2 separate regions of the Homo sapiens genome follow, and region 1 is linked to region 2. Evidence: chromatin contacts called from ENCODE Hi-C or POLR2A ChIA-PET data. All regions are on one chromosome and are shown on one strand. The core of a region is the stretch at or near the end of the contact, and the rest is flanking DNA. Distances in the headings are between cores, read along the strand shown. Region 1 holds the start of SCAND3 (SCAN domain containing 3). Region 2 holds the start of GPX5 (glutathione peroxidase 5).

Evidence for each region. A loop is a pair of places that touch in the nucleus more often than their neighbours do. ChIA-PET counts read pairs that join two places held with the same protein, here RNA polymerase II (POLR2A). Pooled maps may share reads with other maps.
Region 1: a loop to region 2 is called in a pooled map, with 2.1 times the contacts of the local background. The contact joins the promoter of SCAND3 here to the promoter of GPX5 in region 2. A Hi-C loop is called at or near these places in 1 of 168 maps with a recorded cell type or tissue (K562) and 4 of 50 pooled maps. POLR2A ChIA-PET finds 5 or more read pairs at or near these places in 8 of 52 experiments (H1, HEK293, HEK293T and 4 more).

Annotation. Positions count from the first base shown.
Region 1 is chr6:28,585,969-28,591,350 of GRCh38, forward strand. It overlaps SCAND3 (SCAN domain containing 3), which reads right to left and starts at 1,330. Exons shown (of 4, transcript NM_052923.2): 1 at 330-1,330. The coding sequence starts at 749. It overlaps ZBED9-AS1 (ZBED9 antisense RNA 1), which reads left to right and starts at 1,410. Exons shown (of 2, transcript NR_186619.1): 1 at 1,410-1,764; 2 at 3,261-5,382. It overlaps TRQ-TTG2-1 (tRNA-Gln (anticodon TTG) 2-1), which reads left to right and starts at 3,411; the gene lies at 3,411-3,482. RefSeq lists enhancers at 950-1,826, 3,318-3,997.
Region 2 is chr6:28,524,412-28,530,030 of GRCh38, forward strand. It overlaps GPX5 (glutathione peroxidase 5), which reads left to right and starts at 1,470. Exons shown (of 5, transcript NM_001509.3): 1 at 1,470-1,689; 2 at 5,040-5,193. The coding sequence starts at 1,603.

The DNA.
Region 1 (5,382 bases), core at 80-2,579, 61 kb after region 2:
AGCCTAGATAGCTTCAAAAGACAGTAATTTTTTAAAAAAAATTTACTATTGTATATTTCTTTAATCTCATAGTCACTACATAAAATATATTTTCTACTGGTAAAAAATAGATCAAGCTTTTCCATTTGGTTAAATCATTTAATTATTTGTATCATACACAAAAACTGTTATCTCATATGCACGCATCTATTCATCTACACCAGTGATCAAATAAGAAATAATGCCCCAAACCAGGGTTTCCAACCACCAGCGCGAAATTACTCCCATTACTCCATTCTGGATCCATGCACCCAAATTCTCCACAGAAGATGGCACCTCCAATTTCTCACCTGCTGTCTAGGTTCATCAAGCTCCCTCTCCAAATCTTCCAGCAAAGTCACCACCTCTTCTCCACTCTCAGGATTATGCTCCCGCACCCAAGACTGGAGCTCCTCAGGCAGGATGGTCAGGAACTGCTCCAGCACCAACAATTCCAGGATCTGCTCCTTGGTATGTATCTCTGGGTTCAGCCACTGACGGCAAAGTTCCCGCAGTTGACTCAGAGCCTCCCTGGGCCCAGGTGTCTCCTGATAGCAGAACTGCCTGAAGCGCTGACGAGAGAGTTCCCTGGTATAAGACAAATTCCTACGTAGGGCTGATTCCTGATCCCAAGTGTGGTCTTCTTCTTTAACCTTTACTTTGATAATCTCCCCTTGTTCTTCTGGAGCCTGGCCAGCCAAGGCTGGGAAGACCCTAGAGACTGCTTCCATCCCGAGCTTAGACAGCTCAGGCAAAGGTTCTCTCCAGTTGGGGTCTAGGCAAATGGGTGATTTTACTTGAGCTCCTTTTTTGTTCTTGGTCAGGAAAGTTTTTGATATAAGAAAACACTCAACACAGGACAACTACAGACTCAGTTTAAAAGGACTTGTTTACGTGACAACACAGGGCAGTTACTCGGGCAATTCCATTGAAAGTGAAGCCATCCTCTGAAAAGACCAGAAATAGTGAGCACAGAGCGACTCACTAAAGCTTCAGGGTCACAAATTGAGCGGCAAGATACTTGCGAGACAGAAAACCGAGGTTATGACGGATACTTTGGCCCTAAATAAAGCCTGGGTGTATGAGCCTAGGCAAGGAAACGAAGATCGGAGCAGCCTGGGCGAGGGCGGAGAGGGAGAGGGGCTCACAAGCTGCCTGGGGAAGAGGCCCGATTGTCGCCGCGCACATGCACCCTTCCCTCGGCCGCAGCTCCCACCTCTGAGGAGCTCAGACCCTGTGGAACCCAGACTAGTGGGTCGAGGGAAACACTCTACAGCTCAGGTGGAGGTTCCGCAGACACACCCGCAGCTGTGCCCGTAGGTTCCGGCCGGGCCCGGTGAGCCACGCTCACTTCCGGTCCGCTCTAGGATTCCAGGTGGTGCCGTCTTCTCACTGGTTGTGCAAACACCTACGGTACCAGTAATTCTGGGGAGGCAAGTACTCTGGAAACGACGGAGAATTAACTCCGGAATTACCTAGTTATCTGGCATCACGGTGAAAAGAGTTCCACAGTGTGAGTAGTGCTGGAGTAGATGCTGCTGGTCTGTGTTTTCCTGTCACCGTGATAAACCATCGCTGGCACTCAGACCCGTGGTGCTCACCGCAGCGACCTGAAACAAAATGGAGAGGAGCATCCCTAAGGACTACCACGTCAGCGAATCTGTAGGATCGTCCCCCGCCTTTCCTCGTTAATTTCGGGCCACTTTCACCTTTCCCTTTCACCCTAAATCAGACTTAAAAAGAAATGTAAGAGTTAGTCCATTGTTTCCATTTTACGGATTAGAAAACCAAGACCACCGAGAATGAGCCTCAGTTGTTTAGTCACGGAGCACAGAGCCGTGACTAAACAACTGTGGGAAACTGGTCCCAGAAATCTAACAAAATCTGGACGGCTGATCAGCGCCTAGCGAATCACTGGAGTGGAGTAACCAGAACATTCTTTTCAAGCAGTCACTGGGTTCCTCCATACCTCTGGTAGCGCAGAGATGCCCAAGGAATATTTGTTGAATTGCTGCCTGGTTCCCTTCTCCATTCTCTGTTTCCTTCTGCTGTGGTCCTCATGTTGATTTCTCACATTTTGGCATTTCTGAGTAGAGAGTCTTTGAATAATCAGAACATCTCTTTTAGAAATCTCTAAATAAAAAAGAAATCTTACGCTTAGAGTCCGTGAATGGTCTTGAGTAAAATTCTGTATAAAATTTTTGTCTGTGTGCCTGTGTCATCCAACCCTGAAAAGATCATTTTCCCAGTCACTTTTAACGTGCTGAACTTATCTTTTGTTTCCCCCCCTAACTATCCTTTGCAATCAGGGATTCTACTACCTTTTTCTCATTCTGCAAGGCAGTGATCTCTGCCATGCTGAGCACAGTAGGCAGTTAACATGGAGTAAGCATGACTTCTAAGTCCTTTACTGACGAGCCTTACTGTTTTGTTTGTTTTGTTTTGTAGATTTGCATTTGTTAATTACTACAACAGTGATAGACACTTATAAAAAAAGTCAAATATTTAAAAAGTCAACGTGGCAAGAAGTGAAGTTTCTTCATCCTCAGTTCCATTCCTCAGAAAAATTGATGCCGAGTTTGTTGTATGTACCTCCAACCTATTTTTAAAATGTACATACAAAATTGAGTACAATATTATTATGTACAAATATAACTGAGTCACAATTATAACTCATTATAATTTGCAAAACTTAAATCATACTAGACTACAATTCACCAAGTTACTGGGCTTTTTTGGTTTGTTTTAAACTTAAATCCTCCCCCAGAAACTGCCAAGCCAACATGTGTTACATGTCTATCCCATTCTTTTTAGTGGCTGTAGAAGAGACTATTTTGATAGATATTGCTAAAAGATCTGCACCCCAGAGGGATGTTTATCGTGAGTCTCGCTAAAGTGTGTTAAGATCCTTTCCTTGCGCTGTGCTTTCCAAGGCCTTGGGAAGAGGTTGCTCTGTATGAAACATATTTTGTAAGATTTGCAAAAGTATGCTAGTATAGTGAAAATTAGTTAAGACAGCTTCCTCTCCCTACTCCAGCTTATCCTCAGATACATCATACAGGCCTTAGAGTACCCATAATTTTATGTTGATAACAGCTGTTCTTTTTCTTAAAGAGGACTTTCTAAATTGTTAAGTTTCAGACCTCACAAATCTGCCCCGGTTGATTTCTGGAAGCTAATTTATGCTCCCAACAAAAGCGCAGGAAAGAGTGAAGAGATCTCCCTGAATTTTATTTTGACAGTTACTCCTTCTTCAGCAGCAAAGCGTCAGCTTTCCTGTCAGCGTGAGTCTCACTGAAGCCTGACCTAACTCTTTCGGATCGGAACTAGAAAGTTTATTATCAAGGAGGTATTTAACCACGACTATACTTACCTACTGTACCCTTGTGGTTGGTCCCATGGTGTAATGGTTAGCACTCTGGACTTTGAATCCAGCAATCCGAGTTCGAATCTCGGTGGGACCTTTCAAAGGTGAACGTTTTACAGTTCCTGGCTTGGCCTCTGAATGTGGGAAAAATTCGTTCCTCCGCTTCCCATCGAATTCTCGTCGAAAACAACTTTGTGGTCGCGTGCACGGTATTGAACTCTCCCCTTCTATCCAAGCATGAAAGTACCAAGCTCTTTCGCCTAGAAGAACGCTTTCAAAGCGTATCAAATTCACGGGTTTGGAGACAAAGAGAAAGATGCTGCTCTTATCGACTTACGAAAAGCTCCAGCAGCAACGTGGAAACCCAATTCCTGTGATGGAGACAAACGCTTCCTCAAAATTTCCTAGGTTCGAAGCCCTCCTCGCTGCCACAACCAAGTCCTGCGTGTAAAGTGGCTGAGCCTTGGTCTCGGGCGTGTTTCTTTTGTTTGTTTTTTTGTTTGTTTTTTTTTTTTTTTTTCGCTGTGGACCTTGCGCCCCGGGTTACTTCTCGCCCCTTTTCCCTATCCCCCATCTTGATGAGACAATTCACCCTCATCTGCTTTCTCTAGTCCCCTGTACTTCTTAGTCTCTCCGCTCACCCCGACTGCAACGTCTGGAAATCCCTCCAAAGCCAGCAGCCCCGGAGGGCTCGGGTCCCTGGTATCCACGGCGTCGAGTCTTCCAGCCGGAGAGAAAAACTCACCTAGGACCGGACCTGGGCCTCGCCGCGCTGGGAGCTGGCATTCCCAATTCAGGACCAGACACGGTGGAGGGGCCCTACAACTTGTGTGGGAGACAAGGGAGATGGGGGTAAAAAGACCTCTGCCTTCAGCCGTTCGCCTGGCATCTCGCCTCTTCAGCTCCTAGTACCAGGGTGAAAGGAGGGGGCTCCCTGACCGAGTCCTCCCCAGACACTACCAAACACTCGGTCCGAAGCATCCGGGAAACAGTCCCTTGGAGCTGAAGGTCAAGAACAGAAAATGTAGCCGCTATCTTGCCTCCCCTGAACTGTGTGTGTAGACGAGGATTGAATTGGAGATAGAGTTGATGAAACCCGGAAGGTCTGGAAAATTCCTTATAGACACTAATTTAGCTGTTAGAATGAGGTGGGAAATGTGAGGTGTCAAGGTGAGGGAAAGGTGTGCCCTAGAGGACAGAGAGGACAAGAACTAAATTAGAAACAAGTATTTGTGTTTCGTACAAATTAATCTCTTCTATGATGTAAGAGACAACCTTTAAATCCAATTATTTATTTTCAGATTTCTTACTTTGACATTTTGATTTTCGCATACATACCAAAAAACCAAATCGAATCCTACTTTCACCAAGTCCATTAAACCATTAATAATTCATTAGCTCATATTTTGAATTACCATTGGTTACACAGAGACTCTGTAACTAAGTTTACAAAATTCATGAAAGCATTATTTTGGCTCCCGTTATGTGTGCTTGATTGTACTTCATATGGTCTGTAATGGTGCTAATTGCAGAGGGAAATAACATTTTCTTGTGGTGTTGCCTTAGCTAGTGTGGCCCCACCTTCTTTCCACTTTGTTGATGTTAGCGTGATGAGATCTCACCCAAAGTGTTCTCCCTTTTCCTAATGGCCTAACAGCCTCTTCTGCCTGTTTGGGATGCTTATAAGTCCAGCCATCCTTCCGACCAACACCATAGCCTGCCTGTGTTACTGTAAGTAATCATTATGATCACATCCATCGTCAAGCATCCACTTATCCTAGCTCAAACCAGTAACTCAGACTTTATCCCAAGCCTCTAAATTAAGGTAATGGACAAGACCTGATTGGAGATGGTGCCTGCACAACGTGACCCAGAACTGAACAGAAGGCCAAGGAGCAGCTGCTATGAGGAGGCGGAAGCAGCCACCAACACTGGGAGAGGCTGGGAGCATATGTAGATGCTCCCCCTGATGCCTTACATGTTCTGTGGGTCTACCA
Region 2 (5,619 bases), core at 220-2,719:
TTATTTATGTGAGAAACCCAGAAATTCCCGGGGCTCCAGGCCTGCATTCATCAATTCATATAGTCTAAAATTTTAGCCAAGACTACTGAGAGGTCATTGGAAACTGTTGCTGAATGAATGGGGCTTGTATACCAGTTGAAAGGCAAAGCAACTTTATTTTTAGAGGGACTTGTGTCTCATTTCCATGATTCTTCTTGGGCTCTGGGCTTCCAGGCTATTAAGAGTAGTACTTGCCACTATCTATTCACAATAGCAAAGACATGGAATCAACCTAAATGCCCACCAATAATAGACTAGATAAAATATGGTACATATGCACCATGGAATACTATGCAGTCATAAAAAAAAACAAGATCATGTCCTTTGCAGGGACATGGATGGAGCTAGAGGGCATTATCCTTAGCAAACTAATGAAGGAACAGAAAACCAAATACCACATGTTCTCACTTATAAGTGGAGGATAAATGATGAGAGCACCTGGACACATAGAGGGGAACAACACACACTGGGGCCTATTAGAGGGTGGAGGGTGGAAGGAGGGAGGGGATCAGGAAAAATAACTACTGGGCACTAGGCTTAATACCTGGGTGATGAAATAATTTGTAGAACAAACCCCTATGACACAAGTTTACCTATATAACACACCTGCACATGTACCCCTGAACTTAAAATAAAAGTTAAAAAAAATAGAAAAAAAAGAGGAATGCTTGCAATTTTTGTAAATATATTATTTTTTAAAAGTTATTTACTTTTTTAAAGCACTGCATTCAGAATGTCAGATTATTGTCCAGAAAGTTGGCAACATTAGTATTCGCCATTCCCCCACCCATCGTGTAAGAGACTCCTATACCAGACGGAGCCCAGGCTGGGAATCACCATTCCTTTTAACTTTTGCCAATCTGATAAGTGTGGAATGTGTCTTTTCGTATTTATACTTCTTTGATTATTGGTGAGAGAGAACACTGTATCCTACCACAGATGCCATTTGATTTTCTGCCTCATGCCCATTTTTTTCTGTTGGTCTGGTAGTTTTTTCTTACTGATATATAAGCACTTGAAATCATTTCTAAGGATTTGTATTAATTTGCTGTCCTTCGCATACATTGTGACTATTTCCCCTCCTCGAGCCAGTTTCCTCCTAACTCTTTTTGAGAGATCCTAGATGGCCGGCCCATTCTTTGATTTATTTTTAAGCTCAAATAATATTAGAAATAACATTTGAAATGTCTAGACCAACCCTTTTGCAGTGACTTTACTGGGAGGTTGCATCAGCATCTAGACACTTCCATACATTGAGGAAAAACAGACAGCCGTGTTTAAGGACCTCAGAGGGCTTGCTATCACCCATTTATAATTTTCCCAGAACTTATGAGTCCCAGGTCCTCATTGCAGTGGTAAGCGCTGAGTGCTCACGGGGGTGTGTGTGGGACAGGATGTGGTTTGAGTTCTGTGATCCTCACCCCGACCTCATGCGTCGGGAATCCTTGCAGCCCTGTGACTGGCCTGTGGGGGCTTGGGCTAAGTCCCTGCCAAGATACCAAAAGACTGCAGAGGTGGGCAAAGACCTCAGGCCCCCAGACTAGCAATCTACAAACACTAGTCATGACTACACAGTTAAGGGTCGTCCATCTGCTTCCCCTTCTCCTAGCCTGCTTTGTGCAAACAAGTCCCAAGCAGGAGAAGATGAAGGTGAGTGAGCTTCAGAGAGGGCATGGTAGTTACTCTTCTGTCCTACTTCTAGACCCTGCCCTCCACTCCTTCTTGTAAGACTCCAACTCCTGCTTTCTTCTTCTTTGCCAGTTCCCCTAAACCTTGCTTTTTTTTCTCCTTGAATCTTCTTCATTCCTATGGATGGGTATTCCTTGCGTTGAATATGACTAGGGAAGAAAGGGTCTCCATATGACTAGGGAAGAAAGGGTCTCCATACCTTCTTCAGGTGGAGGTCCCCTGGAGACCTCTCTGGCCACATCAGTCTCTGCTTCAGAGCTGGGTCTGAGGCTGGGACAGCGATGGGCTTTAGAGTAGGTGGGGACTGGGGTTTGGAGGAGAAGCTGAGTGGACTTGTCTCAGACACAGCTCAGCAACAACCCCTTGAAGAGGAGGAAAAAACGAATGTGGAAGTTTTAAGGATGGATAAAATCAGAGAGTTATCAGAGAAACATAAAACATGAAAAAAAAAATCAGAGCCCTAAAACAACTGGATTTGGAGTCAGGCATCTTGGATTCTGGCCTCAGTTCTATGCCCAATTCATGGCTCGTTACCTTATTGATAAGACACATGTGTCTGGCAGCAGAAGGGGCAGTTTAGGAAAGGATAATAATGAATGCGATAACTTGGAGGCAGAAAATAATCATGAAGTTAGGTAAAGGCAAACTTTCATTTACATAATGGGTTACCACTTTTGACTTTGGACAAATTAACCTCTGTTATCTCATTGTAAATTTATGGGTAACAGTAACTACCTTATGGGTGGGTGAATAACAATTATTATGCATATAATACATTCTACAAAATGCAGTTCTAATAACATCTCCCCATCCCTCGCCTCTAAAATTAACTAGATAACATCCTGGGTGAACTTCTATTTTGAGAATTGATATGGTTTTTATGTTACCTGTGGTGCTTAATTGAGTGTGGAGACTCTGGGCTGCAGAATTTGCTTAATAAAAGCTGCGTCTAGAGATAATTGAGACACGTTATATGGACTTCAATAAATTTGAAACAGCAGTCAATATCAGAAGTAAACTGGACTAAAGGAAGTCTTCAAATTGAGAGTCTCTCTAAGCTTTTGCATACTGGTACCCAACATGACTGTGAGTGATTGTCATTGCAGTAGCAAAAGAAAAAAAAAAGGCAAATTCTTGCAAATGTTTAACTTGAAACTAGGTAACATGGAGATAGAAACAGATACTTTTACACAATATTCTCTTTATAGATCCCTCAATTTTGCTGGTGCATGTATATATGTATAAATTTAGGGAAAGGTGTAAAAACCTGCATAGAAAAATATCTTTTTCCTCAAGAGTAAGAAGTGAGTAGCTACAACCTAGTATGCTGGTGATAAAATCAGTGGGATAACAGGACTAGAAAAAAGTTGTGTTTTGTTTTGCTTTGTTTTGCATTACTCCTTCTCTGAATGGGGGGCAGATGATGTTCAACCAAAATCCTTACTAGACTACTGCATTTCCAGGAAGTCTAGTTTAATCCTAGTTTGTCTGGACATTCCTTATCAAATAATGCCCTTCTCTCTTTTCTCCAGCCAGTTCCTTTCCACCTTTTTCTCACCGGATGGTTTGGACATAGAGCTTCCTTTTCATATTCCTGTCATATATATTCTGTATTCCATGAGCAATTTGTGGCAGCTTCCCCAGTATAAGAAAAGGGATCAGCATGTGCTGGTGAGCACTGTGGCATCGGTACACTTGGGGTACTGCATGAACACTGTAAGGGTAGAGACAGAGGAGGAGTAAGATGAGACCTGCCTTGTAGAGGAATTTAATAAAAGAACATGCAATGAGAATTTCAGGCAGGGCTAATTTATATTAAGTGGAACTTAACAAATGTTGCATGGAAGTCTGCTCAAATATTAATATGTTCATGAGATTTGAGAAGGAATGGGATAGGTGGAATGGAATATGAAAGTGGATATTAGACACCTAGAGCACAATGGGCTGATGAGCTGGGTGATGCTGCCCAACAGATTTCAGGGACTCACTTGCAGATGGACTTTAGGGTTCTCCATCTCCTTTCTTGAGAGCTACCAAAAGCTGGGATTTCAGAGTATTGGCTTACATGACCACCATGTTAGTAAGAGAGTGACAGGAGAAATTTATTCAAGGTGGGGATAATATTAGATTCTAGAATGTTAAACATGGAAGCCCACTTGGAGTTCTAGTAAGAATCTAGATAAATATCTTCATTTTACTCATGGGGAAACTGAAGGCCAGGGATGGGAATTGCCCAGGTTCACAAAGGAATTTAACAATGGAGCTGGCTTCTGATTCCCAGGGCAGTGTTCTTTCTACTCTACCTGCTGATGAGTGGAGTAAGAGGTCAGAAGACCTGGGGAAAGATAAGCAACTAAGATATCCTAAAAATAGTTCAGCAATTTAAAACCCTCCCTTCTCAGAGAGTCCAGACAGGAGGCCTTCAATCCAGAGCCAAGGAGTAGCCTGTTTTTTACAGAAGCATGTAAGGCAAGTGTGCTTTTCTCTTCGGCCCCACTTACTTCCAGCTCCTACCATCCCAGCTTATGAATCAATATCCTTTTCCATTATCCGTGTATTTCCTGGTATCTCACAGCTTTCAAAATAATAGGAAACTTGATTCTTATGTGTGTGTGTGGAGGGGGGAGTGTACATAGTAAGTGTGTATATATATGTGTATATATATATATGTGTGTATATATATATATATATATATATATATATATATATATATATATATATATATATATATATATATATATGGTACAAGAGATGTTTTGATACAGACATGCAATGTGTTATAATCACATTATGGAAAATGGGGTATCCATCCCCTCAAGGATTTCTCCTTTGTGCTACAAACAATCCAATTATATGCTTTTAGTTATTTTAAAATGTACAATTAAGTTATTATTGACTATAGTCACCCTGTTGTGCTATCAAATACTAGGTCTTATTTATTCTTTCTAACTATCTTTTTTTTTTCTCATTAATCATCCCAACCTCCCTTCCACCCTCCTAGTATCTTTCCCAGCCTCTGGTAACCATCCTTCTACTCTCTATCTCCGTGAGTTCAATTGTTTTGATTTTTAGATCCCACAAATAAGTGAGAACATGCAATGCTTGTCTTTCTCTGCCTGGCTTATGAGACTTGATTTTTTATTTCCAAGTTACAAGAACCAAGTTTCAGTCTTGTCATTGACACTTTAGACAACTCTTATTTGTTTTCTAGATCTTGGTTAGAACATAACTATTCTTTGACTTCTTTGAAAGATTACACAGATGCCAGGAATTATTGTTACCAGTATTATCACTTAAAAAAAATCTTCCAGATGGATTGCCACAAAGACGAGAAAGGCACCATCTATGACTATGAGGCCATCGCACTTAATAAGAATGAATATGTTTCCTTCAAGCAGTATGTGGGCAAGCACATCCTCTTCGTCAACGTGGCCACCTACTGTGGTCTGACAGCGCAATATCCTGGTAAGAGAATTCATAGTTACTTCTCTTTGGGACTAAATTTTCCAGCTGATCATATTCTAAATTATACTTGGAATTATATTTTAATTATAATTATGTACCAAAATAAATACTCATAATCAAGTGACTTCATCCTCCATATCAGAAGTCAGCAAGCTTGGGTGGACAGGCCAAATTTGGTCAGCCTGGCTTTGTTAACAAAGTTTTATTGGAATGCAGCCGTCCCCGTTCATTTACACATCACCTATGGCTGCTTTCATGCTGTAAAATAGAGGTTAGTAGTTGTAGGAGTAGTGATGATGGAAACCATGTGGCCCACAAAGTCTGAAATATTTCCTATCTGGCCCTTTACAGAAAAAATGTGCTAACCCCCTCCCCATGCCCTGCCTCTGCTTTTTCCTGAGATTTCCAGGGGAATCAATATATACT